2 separate regions of the Homo sapiens genome follow, and region 2 is linked to region 1. Evidence: read pairs that join two places in POLR2A ChIA-PET (ENCODE). Cell type or tissue: B cell. All regions are shown on one strand. Links, peaks and the distances in the headings refer to the core of each region. The heading gives the core; the rest is flanking DNA. Region 1 has its middle 75 kb from the start of CFAP144. Region 2 overlaps SLC2A1 (solute carrier family 2 member 1).

The links. Peaks named below come from ENCODE experiments on the same cell type or tissue, not always from the same donor. Only the 100,000 strongest peaks of a DNase experiment are listed, where the experiment ranks them.
Region 2: POLR2A ChIA-PET joins it to region 1 with 10 read pairs; 17 of 35 experiments call an interaction of 5 or more read pairs at or near these places.

The regions. Positions count from the first base shown.
Region 1 is chr1:43,068,955-43,077,285 of GRCh38, forward strand. No RefSeq gene overlaps it. Among named protein-coding and RNA genes, the nearest start is that of CFAP144, 75 kb to the right of the region's middle. RefSeq lists an enhancer at 540-1,507 and a silencer at 4,933-4,982. In B cell, for the core only: CTCF peaks have their summits at 4,844 (motif pointing left) and 5,043; DNase peaks (open chromatin) are centred at 4,057 and 4,857; H3K27ac peaks cover 1,093 bases.
Region 2 is chr1:42,947,826-42,956,156 of GRCh38, forward strand. The region is part of intron 1 of SLC2A1 (solute carrier family 2 member 1); the gene reads right to left. It also overlaps the pseudogene ATP6V0CP4. Among named protein-coding and RNA genes, the nearest start is that of SLC2A1, 6.9 kb to the right of the region's middle. RefSeq lists enhancers at 2,511-3,046, 4,581-4,650, 4,773-5,067, 5,301-6,245, 7,597-7,886. In B cell, for the core only: no CTCF peak of the experiment used is centred there; DNase peaks (open chromatin) are centred at 1,706, 4,866, 6,116 and 8,056; H3K4me3 peaks cover 6,021 bases; H3K27ac peaks cover 7,865 bases.

The DNA.
Region 1 (8,331 bases), core at 266-8,265:
GCCAGGCAGTCCCAGCAGACCCCTGACCCCAGGTAATCACTGACAACAAGCCGGAGGCTCTGCCATGGGCCCGTCCCAGGGTCCCCCTGCTCATGGCCTTCTGTCTGGTTGGTTCAGTGTGGTGGACCCGAGGAATGAGTTCCGTTAATCTCCTGGAGGACAGATGTGGGGCTGAAGGAGGGAGATGGGGTGAGGGTGGAGGCGCCAGGTGGCTGGAGAGGGGACTGGAGGGCAATGCATCTGGGAAATGACTTTCCAGAGGTCCCTCTGCCCTCCCCCTGCAGCTGGGGACGGAGCTGGAACCCCAGAGGCCATGAGGGTGGGCTGGGGAACCATCCAGGATCCAGCCTCACCCTGGCCTCCCAGGAACAGGATGGGGATTGTCCCGTGAATTCTATGGAATTAAAAAATGGCACCTTCTCAGCGGGAAGGGAGCTCGGCTGGTTCCCGGGACTGTCTGGCTTCTGTCCTGACTCCTACAACTGCGGCGGCTTGGGACTTTTTCCATTCCTTGACCAAGATTTGACCTAGACAGGGAGTGTGGGGGCTCAGGGGAGGAGGGAGGATGGCAGGCGCATGGGGGCGACTGCTGAGTGGACACGTGACCTCCCGCTATGCATGTGCCTGTGTGTCTGCACAGAATGAATATCTCTGTGATGTTCTTATGCACATGTGCCTCTGAGAACGGATCGTGGTGGCTCTGGCGGGGTGGGCGTATTGTATCTGTGGGTGCTGTTTGTGCCTGGGCACCTTGACCCTGCCAGGATCTGCGTTATCTCTCCGAGTCTGTGTGTTTGTGGCTGAACCTGTATCTATGAGTCTTTGTGTGTGTCTGGGTTTCCGCCCCCAACAGAGCCTGAATGCCATTTTGCTGCCTGAATGTGCAGAGGAATGTAGGGGGCCAAGGGAGAGGGGAGCACATGTCCTGGGCTGTGGGCCTGCTGGTTATGGAAAACTACTGAGGCCTCCTGGAGCTGGGCAGGCCAGGCCCGGCCCAGAGCCAGGCTCTGCAGCTTTTGCCCTTCCAGGCTCCTCCCACCCCTTCTCTGCAGGGCTGGGGACCTGCTGAGATGGGTTCTTGGTGGAGCAGAGAGCATGGCCTCCCTCCCACCACTCCCCAGATGGTTTGCCAGGCCTGGGGGAAAAGTAAGAGGGCGAGATTAGTTTCCTCTGAAGTCCTCCCAGCCCCAACATTCTCTCCATTCTGTGAATGTTAAAGGGATTTTAAAAAGGCAACTTCACCTCTATTTTGGGGGATGGTGAAAGCAGTAGGGTCTCAGACTGTTAGAGCAAGAAGGCTCCTAAAGATTATCTAGTCCCACCCCCTCCGTCTTACAGATGAGGGCACAGGCCCAGAGTGAGGGATCTGGATCCCCCAATCACCTTCTGGAAGGGCAAGGACCATGTTATCAGGTCCGCTGTCTCCCCATCACCACAGGCCTCTCCTCCATCATGCTGCATGACCTACCCTGGGTAGAGGAAGAGGAATTTGAGAAGGCCTTGGAGGGAGCATTTTGACATATGGAGGTGGGGTTGAGACTCTGGGTGGCAAGAAGACATGGGTTAAGGTGTGGAAGTGGGCAGCTGAGGAGTGCGGTCAGAATGGAGAGTGGGACAATTGGACACACTGGGTCCTAGGACTGAAATGGCGTGTCTGAGCTATACATGAGGGTCCCCGCAGACCAGGTGGAAGCATGTGGACTTTATCCTGTAGGTGATTCTGGTAAGAGGTAAAATTGCCATGTAGCTGAGTGGTTTAGGGCACATGATCTGCAGTCGAATCAGATTATCTTGTATTCCAATCCCAGCTCTAAGACTTTGGTAACTGTATAACCACACATCCCTGAGCAGATTAAACGCTCCATACCTCACTTTTCTCATCATTGGAATGGAGGTAATAGGCCATGCATGGTGGCTTGCATCTATAATCCCAGCACTTTGGGAGGCCGAGACAGGACAATAGCTTGAGTCCAGGAGTTTGAGACCAGCCTGGACAATGTAGTGAGGCCTTGTCTCTATTAAGAAAAAAAAAAAAAGAAATGGAGATAATGATAGTATTTCCCTTCCATGTTTGTCTTGAGGAATAAAGGAGAATACAGGCAAAGCCCTCAATGCCTGACACTGGTCAGTGCTCAGTAATAGCTGTGATGCTCCTGGTGGTGAGGCCTGTATTTAAGGCTAGCCCAGAGGGACAGAGAGAGGACAGGGACACCAGTGGGGAGTCCACGAGAATCATGTGGATGAGATGCCACGCTGAGGTCCATGACGCTGTCCCCTGGGTTAACTGGCTGGAGTCCTCAGCAGGGCTGCAGGAAGGTGGGCAGAACCCCCTCCACTGAGTGGCCTTGAGTTTGTTCCTGGGTGACCAGCACCTGAAAAACCATTTTCAGAGGAGGATTGGTGGGATGGGGAGGAGACTGGGGAGAGATGGGGCTCAGCTTCTGACAGCCTGAGGGTAGTGGGGTGGGGCCCGGGAGAGATTTGGGAAGCTCAGGTCACTCATTGCTCGTGGTGCTGGAAGTTGCTGGTTTGGGTGAGGTCATGCACCAGCCTAAGAGAGAGGAAAGGTGCCCTGCAACCCAGGGAACCCCTTTTGAGCCAGACCCTTGGGAGAAGCAGCAGCCACAGGGGCTAAGGAAACCAAGGTAAGCAGTGGTCAGAGAAGGTGAGGGAAGAATGTGCTTCAAGGAGGGAGCAGTCAAGACAGCCCCGTCTGGGGAAACAGCCAGGTGAGGAGGTAGAGGTGGAGGAAAAGGCAGCACAGAGGCCATGGGCTTTGGCATTGAAGAGGCCACCTCTGTAGAATCTGCTTTGCAGAAGAGGGAACAAAACCCAAGCTGCGGCTAGATGAGGGATTAATTAATGGGATGGGGAAGTGGAAACAGAGGCAGGTGTCCTGTGACTGCTCAGCAGCTTGGCTGAGGAGAAGGGGGAACGATTTGTGGCAGCCAGACAGGGGAGGTTCGGAGCCTTCTGGGGATGGGATGACAGGGGTGATATTCTCATATTTCCAGTGGAGAAACTGAGGCTCAGAGGGTTAAGAAGCTTGTGCAAAGTCACGATAAATTATTGGGGGAAGGCAGCCCAAGATCTCTGACTCTTAATGTAGTAATTTTCTAAATGGACAATTGAAATAGTGTAATACACACACACACACACACACACGGATATTAGTTCTGATCATAGAAGTAAAACATGTGCATGGGAGAAACCTAGAAACATGTGCAAAAATGTAAGAGAAAAACACAAAAATCACCTGTAATTCTACCACACAGAGATAAATGTTTTTACCATTGTGTGTCATGACTTTCTACTTTTTTCCTCTGCAAGTATACGTAAATACATACTGGGATCATGTTGCACAAGGTGTTTTGTAAATCCCTTGTTTCATTTAGTAACATAGCATAAATGCTTTTCCATAAGAATAAATATTCCTTGAGAATTTTTTTTTCTCTTTTAGCTCACAGTCTAGGCAGGAAGATAAGACTTACAGATGGGATTCTACAGTAAGCAGTCAAGCAAAATTCATGAGGTGGTGGCGAAGTGGCTGCATCCCTGGACTGGGAGCACAGTGAGCTGGCTCTTTGGCTTCTGACTTGTCCACTGATTGGTTATGTGGCCTTCAGCACACATAACGTATTTGGGCCTCAGAATCCCAGATATCTCCAAAGGGTTATCAATGAGTCTCTCAAGGCAAGCTGTCATGATGACAAAAGTGTTGAGGGAGAGTCTTAGAAAATGAAACCATGCCGGGCACGGTGGCTCACACCTGTAATCTTAGTATTCTGGGAGGCTGAGGTGGGTGGATCACCTTAGGTCAGGAGTTCAAGACCAGCCTGGCCAACACGATGAAACCCCATCTCTAAAATACAAAAATGAGCTGGGCATGGTGGCACGTGTCTGTAGTCCCAGCTACTCGGGAGTCTGAGGCAAAATAATCACTTGAACCCAGGAGGCGGAGGCTGCAGTGAGCTGAGATCACACCACGGCACTTCAGCCTGGGCAACAGAGCGAAACTCCATCTCAAAATAAAACCCAACAACAACAAAAAGGAAATGAAACCACATTATCATCATGATTCCGCAGGTCAATTTCTTTATCTGAAACTTGGGAAGCGTGTTTACCTACCTTGCCTGCCAGGATTGGTGATAATCAAATTAGATTAATTATTATTTTTTTTGAGACGGAGTCTCGCTCTGTCACCCAGGCTGGAGTGCAGTGACATGATCTCAGCTCACTGCAGTCTCTGCCTCCTGGGTTCCAGCAATTCTTCTGCCTCAGCCTCCCAGGTAGCTGGGATTACAAGCATGTACCATTACGCCTGGCTAATTTTTGTATTTTTCATAGAGACAGGGTTTCACCATGTAGGCCAAGCTGGTCTTGAACTCCTGACCTCAGGTGATCCGCCCACATTGGGCTCCCAAAATGCTAGGATTACAGGCTTGGGCCACCATGCCCGGCCTAGATTAATTATGATGTCTAAAAACAACTAATATTTGGACAATGTTTTGCTGTTTACCCACATTATCTCACTTAATCATTCCAACAATCCTATGGGGTAGGTACTGTTTTTGTATTCTATGTTTCCGGATAAGGAAACCATGGCTTGGAGAGATGGTGTCACTTGCTCAAGGTCAAAGGTAGTGAGTGGTAGAGTTGGGATTCAAACGTAGCTCTCCTTGTTACTAAAGCCATGAATCTTTGCACTGTGCCATTGTGATGTGTGATGCAGGCCTGCAGAGCAGTAGAGGGACATGGAAAAGAGGAAAAGAGAAAAAAAAGAGTAGAAAGTCAAGCTGCTTCATCCTTGGTTTAGCCGTTGTCGTCCCAGGTACCAACATCTGTGGGGAGTTGCCGCCCCCTGGTGTTCTATATGTGATATGTCCTGGAAGGGAGGAGAGCTAGCAATCTGCTTGCTCCACAGTAAAAGTGGGAGGAAGGAGCTCAGAATACCCCAGCTTGTCCTTTTAGAGTCGGGACGGGGGGTGGTGGTGGGTGCATATTTCACCCAACAGTTCTGGGTAGAAGCTTGGTATATTTCAGCCCCTACTTGCTCCTTATCTGGGTGCCCTAGTGCAGGGTTAGTGGCCACTTTGACAATATTCTATTTCTGACTCAAGTGCTAGTTAGAAGGGTGTTACATCATAATTATTCTTTAAACTCTCCATTAATGTTTCATATGCTCTTCTGTATCTATGATACAACTCAATAGAAAAAATAGGATTTTTGGCAATTCTTAGGGAATAATTTTTACTCTGGGCCGAAAAAATTTGTCATTGGCATAGCATCAAATGGCAGAGTGGTACAGCCAACACCTGAAGATGTGTACTTTAAAGGGCTTTTTCACCTGTTACCTCATTTTACAGTACCATAGCCTTCCAAGGAAGGTATTTATTTTCATTTTACTTATGAGAAAATAGGCTCAAGATTCCCCCGACCCCGCCATCCACCTGTCTGAAACCAGGAAACTTTCCAGAATCCCACACTGCCCCATTGTGGCAGCCCTTATGGCTCACTCAGTAAATAGGCCATAGTGGCATGCCCAAATGAGATCCATGTTGCCTCCAAAATCTAATGTGATGCTTCTTTCTTTGTGATGGGAGATGCCAGATGCAACAACTATCCTTAATCTTACAAGGGATATTTTCATGTTCACCTTATAAACGATATTTTGATGTGCTAGAGAGCTCTGGAAGCAAGAAATTTCACTAAGGTGGTAGATTCCTTAGTTTTTGTTTGGGATTTGTTCCATACCATCTGGTATATATGTGTCTTACCAGCGTGTCTAGGGTATCAAGTAATACTCACCTAGTCCAATCAATATGATTTTATCGTGTAGTAGGCCAGCATGATCTCCTATGAAATGGGGAAATTATTAGGTCCTAGCAGGCTAGAGTTTGATAGAGGGCTGGACAGTTGATATAGCTTTGAGTGAAGAAAGTGAAGTTGTATTGTTAACTCCACCAGGTAAATGCATTCTGCTTCTAGAGGTCCCTACTGACTGACATTCCTAGCTCTCTGTCTTTGGATATCTTGTTCTATAGTGTACCAAGGATGTTTTGGCCTTTCTCCTTAATGTAATATAGGCCACCATTAAGTCCAAGTTTCAGTTAGCCAGCCCAGTAAGCTGTTATAGCCACTATCAGTTTCTTGAGCTAACATATCTGTATCAATGAATTCAGTGCAATCAAAAATTACATTTTTCTCTCTCTCTGGTATAACACTCTTGTAATCCACTTCCCTAAATATTTCCCAGGCTTTTACTAGTATAGCCTTGCAAAATGTATACTGGCAAAACCTTGCAGTTCTTTTGGTGTTTTTGATATCTATTCTTCTTTTTTTTTTTTTTTTTTTTTTTTGAGATAGAATCTTGCTCTGTCACCCGGGCTGGAGTGCAGTGGCGCGATCTTGGCTCACTACAACCTCCATCTCCTGGGTTCAAGCAATTCTCCTGCCTCAACCTCCCGAGTAGCTGGGATTACAGGCACCCACCAGCTAATTTTGTATTTTTAGTAGAGATGGGGTTTCGCCATGTTGGCCAAGCTGGTCTCGAACTCCTGACCTCAGGTGATCCACCCGCCTCGGCCTCCTGAAGTGCTGGGATTACAGGCATGAGCCACTGCGCCTGGCCCCCTATTCTTTGTTAATTTGTATAAATTTAAGGTTGTACAAGTGTAGTTTTGTTACATGGATATTTTGAGTAGGCAAAATCTGGGCTTTTAGTGTATCCATCACCTGAATAGTGTACATTGTACCCATTAAGTAATTTCTCATCCCCCACCCTCCTCCCACTCCTCCACCCAATGTCTATCATTCCACACTCTATGCCCATGTGTACACATTATTTAGCTCCCACTTGTAAGTGAGAACATGTGTTATTTGACTGTTTCGGAGTTGTTTCACTTAGGATAATGGCCTCTAGTTCCATCCGTTTTGCTGTAAAAGACATGATTTCATTCTTTTTTTTTTTTTTTTTAATTTGAGACAGAGTCTCGCTCTGTCGCCCAGGCTGGAGTGCAGTGGTGGGATCTCGGCTCACTGCAAGCTCCGCCTCCCGGGTTCACGCCATTCTCCTGCCTCAGCCTCCGGAGTAGCTGGGACTACAGGTGCCCACCACAACGCCAGGCTAACTTTTTGTATTTTTAGTAGAGATGGGGTTTCACCATGTTAGCCAGGATGGTCTCGATCTCCTGATCTTGTAATCCGCCCGCCTCGGCCTCCCAAAGTGCTGGGATTACAGGTGTGAGCCACCGTGCCTGGCCAATTTCATTCTTTTTATGGCTGCATAGTATTCCATTGTGTATATATACCACATTTTCTTTATTCAGTCATCCATTTGGTTCCTATTCTTGAGTCACACTTTGTAGTCCGGTAGTCCTTCTTTCTCTTTGGATCTACTGTGATTTGAGTATTATTATGTGCCTGGAAGGAATGATGGATCATGCATATGGATTTTGAAAAGAATCAGTATGCCTCTTCAAGGTGATTACCTCTAGAAAGATAACTATAGAATCTTCTGGAAAGGGGCAGCTAACACCTTCAGATGAGAGGAAGGGCTGGTTTTCATGGCAAAAGAGAACTAGTATAATTTGGGGGCTCAAGGGGGTTTAAATCTACCGAAATGCCCCTATTACAATTCTCAGAATCTGTCTTTTTCTATCAACAATATAACTTTATATTTAAAAAGCAAGGCTGTGAATTTAATTTATATGTAATTTAGTCAACCACAGGAACAGATTCTGGTTTTCATAAATCTAGACTTTGCACTACAAAAAATAAGGGATTCCCTCAAGTTGGTCATATTTTCTGGCTTTCTACCTATGTAGCCAGCTGAGAATTTAAAGCTCTGACTTTGCCATATTATTTCTCCAACATGCTCAGAAGAAGCCAGCCCGTCCTATAGTCTTTGTATTCCTTATTTCTATCATAATGTTCTTTTTTAAATCTATTTTTTATTCCTCCTTTCTTTGCCAACCAAGAAGCAGCACTGGAATTTTTATGATAATGTTCTATTACTATAGCTACTTAGTAATAAGTAGCTTATTAAGGTAATTTTACACAGTATTTAAAATAATATATGCAACCCATCATGTGAGGTCAGGTGTGAAATTCTCCTCTTGTGGCGTCATGTTAGAGCTCAAAAAGTTCTAGGCGTTAGACAATTGTGGATTAAGCTACTAATTACTAGCCTTGTCATTGATAGGTCCTTGATTATAACCATTTGTAGGTAATAATTTAAGTAACTGCATTAATGTTGCATCCCATGGACTAGCAGTATCCCCTTTTCCACATGGATATGACAGCCACATATCATAAGAGGACATGAACAGA
Region 2 (8,331 bases), core at 248-8,247, 120 kb before region 1:
TTTTGGGCAAAGCTGGCTCTGTGAGTATCTGTTGTGCCAGACCAGTGTTCATCCTTAGCCATTTATCAAACCCCTGACGAGTGCTGGAACATCAGAGCTCTGAGAGGTAAATACAGCACCCCACAAAACCCTCCACTCCAAGCCCACAGGGCTGTCAAGGAAGGACCTCTGAAGTCAGGCAGACTGAGTTCAAATCCTGACTCTCCTAGGAGAGTCATGGCCTCCCAGCTTGGCCAGCAACTGGGCTCAGGGTCCAGCACAGAGAAGCATTTCTCATGTCCCCACCCCTCACCCTCCCTATCCCACCGCTGGGGGTCTCACGACCCACAAGAGCCCTCCCTCTCCCAGGAAGCCATGGATGAGGTGTTAAGATTCAGGACCTCTCCCCCAACGCTCGGATGCCAGATGGCCCTGGCCACATTGTATAACTTGCCAAACACTGTGGCCTTTTGACCCATGTCAGTGTGTCAGCATTGCGCTCCAGCCCCAGGGTTGGCCTGCAGCAGGTTCTCAATCTATATTGGCACAGGAAGGGCACGTGGCTACTGCTACTCAGAGGCAGGGTATTCCTGGCAAGAGGAGGGTCCCAGGGCTGGCAGACTCCAGATGTTGCTCCATCTTGTCCTCTTCCCACAGCATCCCACATGGGTTCCCCAGGTGCAGGGAAGCAGGGGACGCAGGGCTTTCCAACTGCTTAGTCCACGGCTCAAAGGAGTGGGGGAGGGGTTTACCTGAATCCATGACAGCTCCCTTTTAATTTGTTTTGTTGTGTTTCTTACTCATTTAAATGAACTTCTGGGCATTAAAAGAAAGAACCTCAAGGCTGGGCGCGGTGGCTTACACCTATAATCCCAGCACTCTGGTAGGCCGAGGCGGGCGGATTGGTTAAGGCCAGGAGTTCCAGACCAGCTTGGCCAACACAGCAAAACCCTGTCTCTACTAAAAATAGAAAAGTTGGAGCCGGGCACGGTGGCTCACCCCTGTAATCCCAGCACTTTGGGAGGCAAGGCGGGCAGATCACGAGGTCAGGAGATCGAGACCATCCTGGCTAACACGGTGAAACCCCGTTTCTACTAAAAATACAAAAAAAAAATTAGCCCGGCATGGTGGCGCATGCCTGTAGTCCCAGCTACTCGGGAGGCTGAGGCAGGAGAATGGCTTGAACCCAGGAGGCAGAGCTTGCAGTGAGCTGAGATCGCGCCACTGCACTCCAGCCTGGGCGACAGAGCAAGACTCTGTCTCAAAAAAAAAAAAAAAAAGTACAAAAATTAGTGGGGTGTGGTGGCACATGCCTATAATCCCAGCTACTTGGGAGGCTGAGGCAGGAGAATAGAATCACTTTAACCTGGGAGGCGGAGGTTGTAGTGAGCAGATATTGCACGACTGCATTCCAGTCTGGGCGACAGAGTGAGACACTCTCAAAAGAAAAAAAAATAAGACAGCTTTGGCTGCAATAAGAAAGAAAGAAGCTCAAGAAATTGCAGACTGCTGTAACATCGGCACTTGACAGGAGGCACCTGAGGTCAGAGGGCAGGTGCCCAGCCTAGCATACAAACAAAAGCCAGGGTTGGGACTAGAGTTGTTTGGTTTCCTAGCCTGGCATTCTACCCTCTGACCGGTTCCATCCTGCCAAGCCTTTTAAAAAAGAAGAGTGATGGACTAACAGTCCAAAACCTGACCTTAGGGTGACCTCAAGCATTAAGTGCTCCTGAAGCCACTTCCTTTAAGCCTTCCAATGATATCAAGACCCTTGCATGACTGAACCTCCAGACACCCCTGGTTGCCCTCGAGGCAGAAGGCACTCGCCAGTCTTCAAAGTAGAACTGAGAGGAGGGGGCTGGTGCATTTAGCAGCAGCAGCAGCAGCGAGCTGAGGCACCCTGCCAGAGGCTGCTCACACATTCTGATTAACCACCATGAACAAGCTTTTGGGGAGCGATTACTCCCTTTTCACAGATGAGAAATGAGAGAGAGGGAAAAGCGCAGAACCAGGGGACTCTAGGCTTCAGGGAAGTTTCCAATTGGGGGTCTCTGATGCCAAATTCTATGGCTTTCCTGCTTAGGTCCTCCCCCTTGTTTCCGGGTACTGGTCCCTGAAGGAAACAAGGTTTCTACCTGGTGCTTTCTATGTAGGTCAAATTCCATAAAAGCAACTCTCTGAGCCTTGCCCACTCTGAGCTGAGACAGCCCGGGCACAGGCTCAGAAACCTTTGGGCCACTTTGCTGCATTTGCTATAAGCCAAAGTTGGCAAACTATGGCAGCTAAGAATGAGTTTTACATTTTTAAGTAGCTGGGGAGAAAAAAAAGACAATGACTAATATTTTGTGATATGTAAGAATTATATTAAATTCACATTTCAGTGACCATGAATAAAGTTTTATTGGAACACAGCCACACTCATTTGTCTACAGCTGCTTTTGTACTGCAACAGCAAAGCTGAGTGGCAGGCCGAGAACTACATGTCCAACAAAGCTGACAATATTTACGCTCTATCTGGCCCTTTAGAAAAAAGTTGATCGGCCTCTGCTTTAAGCCCCACGTCCCCTGAGCTAGCTGCCCAGCATTCTCAAAGCCTTCCAGGCAAAACCACATCCTCCCTAAATAACCGAAAAGGTATGCATCCTATTATGGAATGTTAAATGTAAATGGCTCCTTGGCCATGTGTGGGTGTGGGGCCAGGATCTGGACCCTGGGGAAACTGACACCCCTGAGAAGATACACATTTGGTGGTGAGATGGGCAATAATTCAACTAAGAGAACATTAATTTGGTAAGATTGGGCACATGCAAAGTTCACTGTCACTCTCAGCAGACACATTTAAGTCCCAGCTCCTCCACTTGTGTGACCTTAAAAAAGTCCTTTCCTGGCTGGGCATGGTGGCTCACGCCTGTAATTCCAGCACTTTGGGAGGCTGAGGTGGGCGGATCACCTGAGGTCAGGAGTTCAAGACCAGCCTGACCAACATGGTGAAACCCCGTCTCTACTAAAAATACGAAAAATTAGCTGGGCGTGGGGGGCGCGCGCCTGTAATCCCAACTACTCGGGAGGCTGAGGCAGGAGAATCACTTGAACCCGGGAGGCAGAGGTTGCAGTGAGCCGAGATCGCGCCATTGCACTCCAGCTTGGGCAACAAGAGTGAAACTCCGTCTCAAAAAAAAGTCTCTTCCTCTAAGCTTCAGTTAATTCTCCATAAGAGAGGATCTTCTATGAATAAATGATATTGCTAAGGAAAGATTATGCCTGAATGCATGCTCCCAACACTCTTCTAGTCAATGGAAATTCAGCGATAAAACTATACCAAATCCCTGCCTATGGAACTTGATAGGTTAGTTGAAGGCTGGGGCAGAAAATAAATACATGTAATACATCAGGTGGTGAGTGGTATGAAGAAGGTGATGGGGCTGCTATTTCTTAATCATGGTGGGACATGCCTGTAATGAAGTATTATGCAGCTATTGGAAAGAATGAAACACATCTGTGTTTCACATAACATGTATGTGTTATGAAGAGTACCAGGGTAGATTGTTCAGGGGGGAAAAAAAGCAATAGGATGTACATATTGTGTAAGGAACAGGGAGTTAGTGAACTTGTATAGTGGCACTTGGTTGTATGTGCAGAGAGAAACACTGCCAGTATTTACCTCTAAGGGTTGGTTTGGTGAACAGAATGGGTTGCAAAGAACTATGCAGAAAGTGGGATCCAACTACACAAATATTCTATTTATAGGCATGTATCTACACATGCACAAAGAGAAGTCTTTAGGGTAAACACCAAACTGTCAAAACTAGAAGACACTCTTTCATTTATTATGCTTCTCTGTAGTTGGCTCTGTAACTTCTGAAGCTTTTTTTTAATCCAATTTTTTTTCCAGTCACATCTAAGAACTTTATTGGACACAGCTTGGATGCCAGGACCTGGTAGGCCCCACACACTGCCTGCTAGGCCCTGGACTGTCCAGGGCTGGAGTGAGGGTAGTTCATGCAAGGAAGTGTCAGACCACATGGTAACCCCACAATGCAACACTGTGGTTAGAGACTTTATATAGCTGGGAGATGGAGGGCTGCCCCACAGATGTATGAACAGGTCCAATCTTCCATAAATAAACCTACAGAAGAGAGAAAATTACACTGGAATTCATCCTTAGACGCAGAGTACCCTAGATGGGAGGGGGCATCCTCACTGGTCAGGGGGCCAGGATGGGTGATGAGGGGGCCCAGATATCCACAGCATGGGGCAGGCAGGGGCAAGGATGGGGTCAACAGATGATGGGCATTTGCACTAGGACACTGCATTCACAAGACCAACTACTGAAGGGATATGTGTCTCAGGCTGTTCATTCTGGAATAAGCAGGGGTGATCTTTATATCACATTCTGTGGCTGGTGGGCTCAAAGGCTACTTTGTGGAGAGAATGAGACCATGCAGTGAAAATGAGGATCAGGATCAAGCCCACAAATAGCCCGGGCTTCTAGGCAGCACTGTGTCCCCCACAGTGCTGATGACATAGCTGGCTGCCGGGCCACTCAGGCCCACACTCAGCCTAGCGCTTGGCTGGAGGAGATTCCCGTAGAGGCTGATGCAGTCGATCAGCGAGTTGGGGATAAGGACTTCCATCACCAGGTTGTAGATGGTGATGATGCCAGCCATGACCGCTGGGACACTGGACTTCAGGATCAGCTCCAGCCGCATAAGGGCCAGGGCCACGAGGCAGTGCTGCTCTAGGCTGTGCCACAGACAGCACACAGGGCTGTGGGATGGAGGCAAGGCGAGCCCAGAGCAGAATCTGTTTACCTGGGGCCAGAACCCTCTGGGAATAGCTTCTGCACAGCTGTGAGGGCCACACCCAAGTTATCACACGCAGCAGGGAGCTGAAGGCAGCCCCCACCTAGGGGCAGGAAGTCCTCAAGAAGAACTGCCACAGCTGGGTGATCAAGGAGCCCAGTGTAGCTGTTTGTTTCTTTCCTTGAACTGGGCCCTCCAGCCCAAGAGAGTCCACCTCTTCCTCCAGCAGAGGTGCTTATGGCTAGCTGGCCTGTCTGGGCTCCCACTGTGCTATGAAACCCAATCTGTGCTGCTCAGCACTCCCCAAGCCTGCTGCACAGACCACATGCTCCCCTGGAGCCTCAGTGCCGCTGACCCAGACAGCTAGCTCTCATCCCCAGTACAGCTGAGGACACAAGCTCCAACAAGAAGTGTGGCTGGCCTAAGGTCCAATGGTAGAGCTGTTTCTGATGGAGCCGTTTCCTCCCCACTCCCAAATGCCAGGGCAGGGGGAGATAAACTGGGCTAGGAGACATAGGCAGACTTCCTGTCCAGCAGAGGCCTCAGTAGCCAAAGGCTCCATCAGCTGAGGCCTGGCAAGAGCTCTCTCCCATTCCAGGGTGCAGAAGCCTCAGGGAGGCAAGTCAGTGTGGTCACAAAGAGAGGAGATGCTGTCTTCTTTCTGCCCAGGTTCAAGGCCTGGGAGCCCTGCTCAGTTACTGCAAAACCCTAATGTTTATGCATCAGCTACTGCCAGGCCTGGTGGCTGGAAGACAGAGCCTCAGGCTCCAGTCCACCCCTCCCGTGGAGAGAGGTAACAATTGGAGGCTTGTTAGGGTAGCCAGGGCTGGGCCTGCAGGCCTGGACACAGCCTCTCTGAGCCCATGAATCTGGTCAGGAGGCCTCCCAGCCTCCGCCATCATGGGGACGTCGGTTACCAGACTGCAGACTGAGTGAGCGGCTTTATCACCTTTATGCCCAGGAGTGAGGTGGGGGAAGGGGTGAGGTTGCAGGCCCCAAGCCAACACTGCACACTTTCCTCTTTGTTCCAGGCCTCCCCAGCTTTGCCAGTCTTGGGGAAGCAGGGAGCTGGATGGCTGTACCCTTGGTACTTGAGCAGAGCTCTGGGCCGACACCCCGTGACCAGGAGGCACTGGGCAAAGCTGAGCTCCTTGAAGTCACAAGCTGATTACGGGGGATTTGAGGCTGGCCCAGCTCCGGGGCAAATAGGGTCGAATCCCTGGATGGCTCGGTACTAGACAAGGATCATCTTGGGGCTGTTTACATCATTTGTACACCCAGACTGGCCTTACAAAGGGTCTTTCCACTTAAAATAGCCACTTCTCTAATTTAGGGCACGGGGCCAGTCTCACCACATCCACTGGGGGTAGCCAAGTCTCTATTTACTGAGAAGGAAACCAAGGCTCCAAGGAAAGCCACTTCTTCAAGGTCAGAGTTTAGTGGGAACATCTAGTGTTTTGTTTCCATTCACAGTAGAGTTTCAGTTGTCAAGTTACGTCTAATCCAACTTTCAGGCTCCTATGGCATGGCAAGTCCTGTGTCTGGGGATTCCTGCTCATTTGGGGTGGGTGGAGGATGGCACAGACAGGCATGTGGAGAAGAAAGCATCTTTAAAAAAAAAACACAGCTAGGCCAGGCGCGGTGGCTCACACCTGTAATCCCAGCACTTTGGGAGGCCGAGGTGGGCGGATCACCTGAGGTCTGGAGTTCGAGACCAGCTTGACCAACATGAAGAAACCCCATCTCTACTAAAAAAAAATACAAAAAAATTAGCCGGGCATGGTGGCACATGCCTGTAATCCCAGCTACTCGGGAGGCTGAGGCAGGAGAACCACTAGAACCTGGGAGGCGAAGGTTGTGGTGAGCTGAGATTGTGTCATGGCACTCCAGCCTGGGCAACAAGAGCGAAACTCCGTCTCAAAAATCAAAACAAAACACAGCTCCATAGAACGCCTCAAATCTTTTGTGATAGCCTTATCTCGGACAAATCTCTTCCCTTCTCTGGACTCAATTTCCCCATTTGTCAAATGGAGGGCTGGGCCATGGCTGGAAGGCCCCTCCTGCTCTGGGTTCCTTCCACCCTCTAATGTCATCCTGGAAAGGCTGGCAGCATGTCTTGGGGTGGGAGGCTCAGTGTGTGATCTTGGCAAAGTCATTTTTTATTGGACCATGAGGTCACTGTAACTTGTATCACAGGGCAGTTGTGAGGACCCTTGGAGTTAATGGACATGAATGTCCCTTTCAAACTATCCCAAGGGTGACCCAAATTCAGAAAGGTAGGCAGGAAGCCTAAGGCAAAAAAGCAAAGCAAAGAAGCCCAAAGCAGCGCAGGGCACTCACATGAGCTGACCCTCCCTGGCCTGGCACTCTCACCCATGTGCCATGCCTACTCACTTCCCAACAAGCCCCTACTAGGAAGAATGGGTTAGTGGGAGCTTTAATGATTTACCTGACTTAATACCCATGGGCCAGCATCCTGACTCCCCAAAAGCTCATACTGCCAGAATGCCAGCTTTTGGATAAAGGCCAAGGCCCAGGTACAAGTCACCCACAGCCCAGGTAAGGCATCATGGGAGTCCAAGGAAGCAAGAAATATTTATGGAGCATCTATGGGGACAGAGACGTACATTCTTTTCTGAATTCCTAGACACTGTAATGATGAAAACTGGGCAACTAAGCTAAGCTGGGATTCAAAACCACATATGCAAACATCTATGTTTGGCCGGGTGCGGTAGCTCACGCCTGTAATCCCAACACTTTGGGAGGCTGAAGTGGGCGGATCACCTGAGCTCAAGAGTTCGAGACCAGCCTGGGCAACATGGCGAAACCCTGTCTCTACCAAAAATACAAAAATTTAGCTGGGCACGGTGACGCATGTCTGTGGTTCCAGCTACTCAAGAGGCTGAGGTGACAGAATCGCTTGAGCCTGGGAGGTAGAGGTTGCAGTAAGCCAAGATACTTGCCTGGGTGACAGAGTGAGACCTCGTCTCAAAAAAAGACAAAAAACAAAAAACTATGCTGTCTGCACCACAAAGGGGCTGAGAAAGCCTGCAGATTTCTGATTTTTCCTTTTCTGGAAGGTAGAGACTGGCCAGAAAAGTGATGAGTGATGGGCATAGGCAAGGCTAGTTACAAGTTCTTCACGAAGGGTGGGGTGAGACATCTGGGGCAGGGCTCACCCTTGCGTGCTGCCCAGGAGAGATCGTGGGCGAACCCCTGGCTTGTAGGCAAGGTGATTCCATCTGTCCCCTACTTCCTATTCAGCTAAGCTCATTACTGTGAGTTACAGAGGAGCACAATGGAACACGGGGAAGTTAGTTAAGTCAGTTCCCATTTCCTAGGAGACAAAGAGGAACATAGCAGAACCAAGGCTTTGGAGCCAGACACACCTGGTTTTCAGATCTTGTGTGAAAGGCAAGCGATATGACCTCCCCAGGCCTCTAACATCATGCACAAAAAGGCTGTGCTTGCAGGTCAAATCAGCAGTCTCCAAAGGGAAGGGCTTTATTCCAGAATGTATATGGAATGATCTACACAAGATTTGGAGGGG